Regions from separate parts of the Homo sapiens genome. Here region 1 is linked to region 2. A link is a contact called in ENCODE Hi-C or POLR2A ChIA-PET data. All regions are on one chromosome and are shown on one strand. The core of a region is the stretch at or near the end of the contact, and the rest is flanking DNA. Distances in the headings are between cores, read along the strand shown.

Region 1 (3,018 bases), core at 442-2,941, 58 kb after region 2:
CCCCATCTCTACTAAACATACAAAAATTAGCTGGGCATGGTGGCACACACCTGTAGTCCCAGCTACTCGGGAGGCTGAGGCAGGAGAATCGCTTGAACCCGGGAGGCGGAGGTTGCAGTGAGCCGAGATTGCGCCACTGCACTCCAGCCTGGTGACAGAGCGAGACTCCATCTCAAACAAAAAGAAGCAGAGAGCAGCCCTCACCAGAAACCGGCACCTTGATCTTGGACTTCCAGCCTCCAGAACTGTGAAGAATAAATTTCTGTTCTTTATGAATTACCCAGTCTATAGTTACTGTTATAGCAACACAAACAGACTAAGATGGTGGATTGTCACATTTTTATCTTCAAAACAACCATTCGAGATACTACTACTCTTGCCATTTTGCACATGTGTAAACTGAGGCTGAGAGAGATACGTGGCCGTGATCGTGCATCTTACTTGCTGGTCAGTGGTAGACACAAGGTTCAAATTCAGTCTGGGTGAATGCAGAGCCCACGTTTATGTATTGTGCAGTCTCTAGGGTGCTAATAACAGCTCTGTGTATTGTCATCTGGAGCAGTGGTTCTCAACCAGAGCTTGTGTTACCCCCAGGGGACATTGGCAGAGTCTGGAGTTACTTTTCGTTTGTCATAACTGGGGGCAGGACAAGAGTGCTACTGGCACCAACTGGGTAGAAGCCAGGGAGGCTGCTGAACATCCGAGAAAGCCCAAGACAGTTCCCACCACAAAGAATCATACAGCTCAACATTTCAGTAGCACTGAGGTTAGGAGCAATAGTTTTTCCTGTTTAATCTGTGGATTTACGGTGTTAGATTTGTTTCATTTAATCATTCTTTTTTCTTTTCTTTTTTTTGAGATGGAGTCTTGCTCCATCGCCAGGCGGGAGTGCAGTGGCATCTCGGCTCACTGCAACCTCTGCCCCCCAGGTTCAAGCAGTTCTCTTGCCTCAGCCTCCCGAGTAGCTGGGACTACAGGCGCGTGCCACCACACCCAGCTGATTTTTGTGTTTTTAGTAGAGATGGGATTGTTGGTCAGGATGGTCTTGATCTCTTGACCTCGTGATCCACCAGCCTCAGCCTCCCAAAGTGCTGGGATTACAGGCGTGAGCCACGCACCCGGCCAATCATTCTTTTTTCTTAACCTTGTTACTCTGTAGTAATTTGTGATTTCTTAGGCTTTGAAAATATAGGCAGAATACTTATAATGAGTGTTTTCAAAGGTACCTTTTCCCTTGTTTTTTGCTATTTAGTTTCGTTGATAAAATTTACTCGTACGTTTCTATGGAAAAAGAAAAATTAGAAACATTTTTGCTGTTGAAACTACCAGAGGTCACTTTGAGTGAGGGAGGATTTGTAGGAGCTTCCAATCTGAAACCCTTTTAAATGCTGTTTATTTATTTATTTATTTTGAGACATCATCTCACTCTGTCGCCCAGCCTGGAGTGCAGTGGCGTGATCTCGGCTCACTGCAACTTCCACCTCCCAGGTTCAAGCGATTCTCCTGCCTCAGCGTCTCGAGTAGCTGGGATTACAGGCACCCGTCACCACACCCGGCTAATTTTTGTATTTTTAGTAGAGATGGGGTTGTGCCAGTTGGCCAAGCTTGTCTCAAACTCCTGACCTCAAGTAATCCGCCTGCCTTGGCCTCCAAAAGTGCTGAGATTACGGGCGTGAGCCACTGTGCCAAGCCTGAAATGCTGTTTACTTGTACTAAAAGTCAAGATAGTACAAACTGATGAGGTGCCTGAAACTACTTTTTCAAAATGTTATTTTAGTTAAGTACATAACAACTCGGAATAAGTTATGATGGTTTCAAGTTTGCAAGGAAGTATTTGCAACCTATTTTAGTACAGATTGAGTATCCCTAATCTGAAAATTCAAACTCCACAATGCTCCAGAATCAGAAACTTTTTGAGTGCCAACATGATGCTCAAAGGAAATGCTCTTTGGAGCATTTTGGATTTTGGATTTTTGAATTAGGGATGTTCAGCCAGTATAATGCAGATATTCCCAAATCTAGAACACCTCTGGTCCCAAGCACTTTGAATAAGGGATACTCAACATGTAATTAGGAATGAAAGATAATTTTTAAAGGTGTGCATTTCAAAGAGTATGGAAAGTTTCCAGCAGGGTGAATATTTTCCTTACATTCGAATTTATGGGATGTATTCTGTGAAGGCTTGCTTCCTGCAAGGGTTGAGCCCTGTGGAAGCAGCAGCAGATGGATCCCCAAGCCTGACTCTAGTGTGCTGCTTCCTCCGTTGACAATGTGTCTGTCCTTGAAAAGTTGTTTGAGTTCTTATCTTTAGCTTAGTCCCTTTTGCATGCTTTTCTCTGACACTGGCTAGACTGCACACTAAGAGGATTATAAATACAGTTTTCCCCAAAAACATTTTATTATGAAAAGGTTCAGAATTACTGAGAAGTTGAAAGGATTATACAGTAAACAGTCACATACACTATCACTTAGATTCTATAGTTAACATTTTGCTATATTTCTTCTCCCACATATCCATCCATCAGCTCATCTTTTTAAAATTAATTAATTAATTTTTATTATACTTTTAAGTTCTGGGATACGTGTGCAGAATGTACAGGTTTGTTACACAGGTATACACGTGCCATGGTGGTTTGCTGCACACATCTACCCGTCATCTACATTAGGTATTTCTCCTAATGCTATTCCTCCCCTAGTCCCTCACCCCCTGACAGGCCCCAGTGTGTTATGTTCCCTTCCCTGTGTCCATGTGTTCTTGTTGTTCAACTCCCATTTATGAGTGAGAACATGTGGTGTCTGGTTTTCTGTTCCTGTGTTAGTTTGCTGAGAATGGTTTCTAGCTTCATCCATGTCCCTGCAAAGGACATGAACTTATCCTTTTTTATGGCTGTATAGTATTCTATGGTGTATATGTGCCACATTTTCTTTATCCAGTCTATCATTGATGGGCATTTGGATTGGTTCCAAGTCTTTGCTATTGTGAACAGTGCTGCAATAAACATATGTGTGCATGTGTCT
Region 2 (2,978 bases), core at 155-2,654:
ATGGATTCATAGTAAACCAAGCAGTGTTGTGTACTTCTCATTGCCCTACACCGGGAGACGTTTATCTCTCCCACAATTGGTGATACTGTTTTTGATAATTTTGGCTAAGGTGATGTCAGCTGGATGTCTCCTTGTGAAGGTAGCTTTTCCCCTTCGTTATTAATAAGTCATCTGTGGGATGAGATATCAGCCCTTTGATCATCTTATTCCCCGGCAACTCTTCACTAGCTGGTTTCAGTGTCCTTGCTGACTCTTGGAAATATTGATTACTCTCGTGGTGACAATGGCGATTTTTCTAATTCCTTCTACACTTATTTTCTGGCATCCTTCAGTAAAGCCACATTTTCTCCCTCAAAATATTTCATTTTAATTTAAAAGATTAATACAGCTAAGATATTCTTTCAACAGGCAAATGAAAACGGTAGCTTAAACTGCAAGTTTCAATCAGAAAATAACAGCTCTCTGATTTCCCTCGACTCACACTCTTCTGAAACAACTCACAAAGAGTCTGAGGAAAGCCAAGTTATTTGTCTACCTGGGACTAGTAAGTATAGAAATATGATTCTTTTGTTCTTAAGTTCTAGTTTTGACTTTACTTTTTTTAAAAAAAAAATATTTCTCTGGTATGATTTAGCATATATTAACTCTTCTAGTCCCTCAGGTCTTTAGACAGTCTAAAACTTTTCAAAAGAGCTTTTAATAATAGCTGAGTAAATTAGTGTTACTAGAAATACCGTAGTATATATTTCTTGGATTGAATATTACAAATAATTGTATTCTATCCAGACATTGATAATTAAATATGAATTCTTTGGGTATGGTAGCAGTTTATCATGTTTATTATTGCCTCTTACTGTTGCTTATTTTCTCTCTACGAAAATGGCTAAATTTGTCATAGGAGTGCTAAGTATTAGGGTTACATAAAATAATTTGACTGGCAAGAATCAGTTATTATGTTAGATTACTCAGATTTGATGTGGCTCCTTTAACATTTTTCTTTATTTTTTCAGGTAATTCTATAGGTACTGGAGATAGTAGAAGGTACACAGATGGTATGTTACCATTTTCCTCTGGTACTTGGGGAACTGAGAAAGAAATAGAAAATTTGAAGGGTATTGTTCCAGATCTTAACAGTGTAAGTTATGCATTTTTCTTAGATTTCCTATAAAAAAAGGAATAAGGGGTCTTTTGTGTTTATATGATATCAGTTTTTTTCAAAGAAACAGTAACTGTTGACTTCTGAAAAATACAGAAAAAGTACTCACTACTGATAATTTTTCGATATGTTTATAAGTATCATACAATTATATACATTTTCTTGCATTTAAATATTTATTGACTTGCATTTAGATTAGTCATTTGGAAAGTTCTTTAGCCCAGTGTCCAGTCATTACATGAAAAAGCAAACGGATCTTTTACCTTGCTCAAACATGTTTGTTTTTCATTGTTTCAGTTTTTTCTGTTTGTTAATAGTACCCCGTTTCTCCTGTGCCTGAAGCTTGGTAGTCATTTCTGACTCATACCTATTCATTATGCCCTTTTTAAATAGTGTTATTATAGTTTTATAAACTGTGATTTGAATTTTGCATGTAGGTTAATTTTTTCTCACTTAGACCCACTTGTCCAGTACTGATTAAAATAATGCTTGCTTTTTTGCTTTATTCTGTGCATCTCTATTTTGTACATGTTAAATATATTTTTAATTTAAATTTTAACTTGTAAAATACATATAAAATTTACTATCTTAATCTTTTTTTTTTTTCTTTTTGAGACAGTCTCACTCTGTCACCCAGTGCAGTGGCGTGATCTCAGCTCACTGCAACTTCTGCCTCCCAGGTTCAAGCAATTCTCCTGTCTCAGCCTCCCAAGTAGCTGGGATTACAGGCGCACATCACCACCTGGTTAATTTTTGTATTTTTAGTAGAGATGGAGTTTCACCATGTTTGTCAGGCAGGTCTCAAACTCCTGGCCTCAAGTGATCTGCCCACCTTGACTTCCCAAATTGCTGGGATTACAGGAGTGAGCCACCACACCCAGCTACTATCTTAATCATTTTTAAGTGTACAGTTCAATAATGTTAAGTACATTTACATTGTGCAGCCAATCTTCAGGACTCTTCATCTTGTAAAACAAACTCTACCCATTAAACAACAAACCTCAGTTCCCTCCTGCCTTCCAACTCATGGCAGCTACCATTCTACTTTCTGTCTCTATGAATTTGCCCACTCTGGGTAACCTCATATAAGTGAAATCATACAATATTTGGCCTTCTGTGTCTGGCTTATTTTATTAAGCGTGATGTTTTCAAGGTCTGTTCATGTCGTAGCATATATCAACATTTCATTTTTTCTTATGGCCGAATAATGTTCTATTATATATACCACATTTTATTTATCCCCTCATCCTTCTGTGGACACTTGGGTGTTTCTGTCTTTTGGCTTTTGAGTGTAATGCTGCCGTGAACATCAGTATACAAATACCTGTTCGAGTCCTAGCTTTCAGTTTGTTTGGATATATATGTAGGAGTGAAATTGTTGGGTCATATGGTAATTCTGTGTTTAATGTTTTGAGGAACTGCCATAGTGTTTTTCACAGCAGCTGCACCAGTTTACATCCACCAACAAAACACTAGGATTCCAATTTTTCCACATCCTATTTAACACTCTTTACTTTTTTCCCTTTTTAAATTATAGTTATCCTAATGAGTATGAAGTAGTATCTCATTGTGGTTTTGATTTGCATTTCCCTGATGACAGTGATATTGAACATCTTTTTATGTGCTTCTTTTCATGTATGTCTTCCTTGGGGAATTGTTCATTTAAGGCCTTTGCCCACTTTTTAATTGAGTTTTTTTGTTGTTGTTGAATTGTAGAGTTCTTTATGTCATCTGGATATTAAGTCCTTACCAAATGTATGAATTGCAAATTTTCCTCCCATTCTGTAGGTTGTCTTTTACTTTCTTGATATTGTCCTTTCAC

What was found. Hi-C counts contacts between places; a loop is a spot of excess contacts on that map. ChIA-PET counts read pairs that join two places held with the same protein, here RNA polymerase II (POLR2A). Pooled maps may share reads with other maps.
Region 1: a loop to region 2 is called in a map of mammary epithelial cell, with 3 times the contacts of the local background. The contact joins two enhancer-like sites. A Hi-C loop is called at or near these places in 4 of 168 maps with a recorded cell type or tissue (PC-9, Right ventricle myocardium inferior, heart left ventricle and 1 more) and 8 of 50 pooled maps. POLR2A ChIA-PET finds 5 or more read pairs at or near these places in 2 of 52 experiments (activated T-cell and activated naive CD4-positive, alpha-beta T cell).

Annotation. Positions count from the first base shown.
Region 1 is chr18:13,075,391-13,078,408 of GRCh38, forward strand. All of the region lies in intron 30 of CEP192 (centrosomal protein 192), which reads left to right. Among named protein-coding and RNA genes, the nearest start is that of CEP192, 86 kb to the left of the region's middle. Within about 2 kb of position 1,692, at least 3 of the 41 ENCODE cell types and tissues checked have a DNase peak (open chromatin) inside an H3K27ac peak, as active enhancers do.
Region 2 is chr18:13,018,072-13,021,049 of GRCh38, forward strand. CEP192 (centrosomal protein 192) reads left to right here. Exons shown (of 45, transcript NM_032142.4): 8 at 409-544; 9 at 1,011-1,135. Among named protein-coding and RNA genes, the nearest start is that of CEP192, 28 kb to the left of the region's middle. Within about 2 kb of position 1,405, at least 3 of the 41 ENCODE cell types and tissues checked have a DNase peak (open chromatin) inside an H3K27ac peak, as active enhancers do.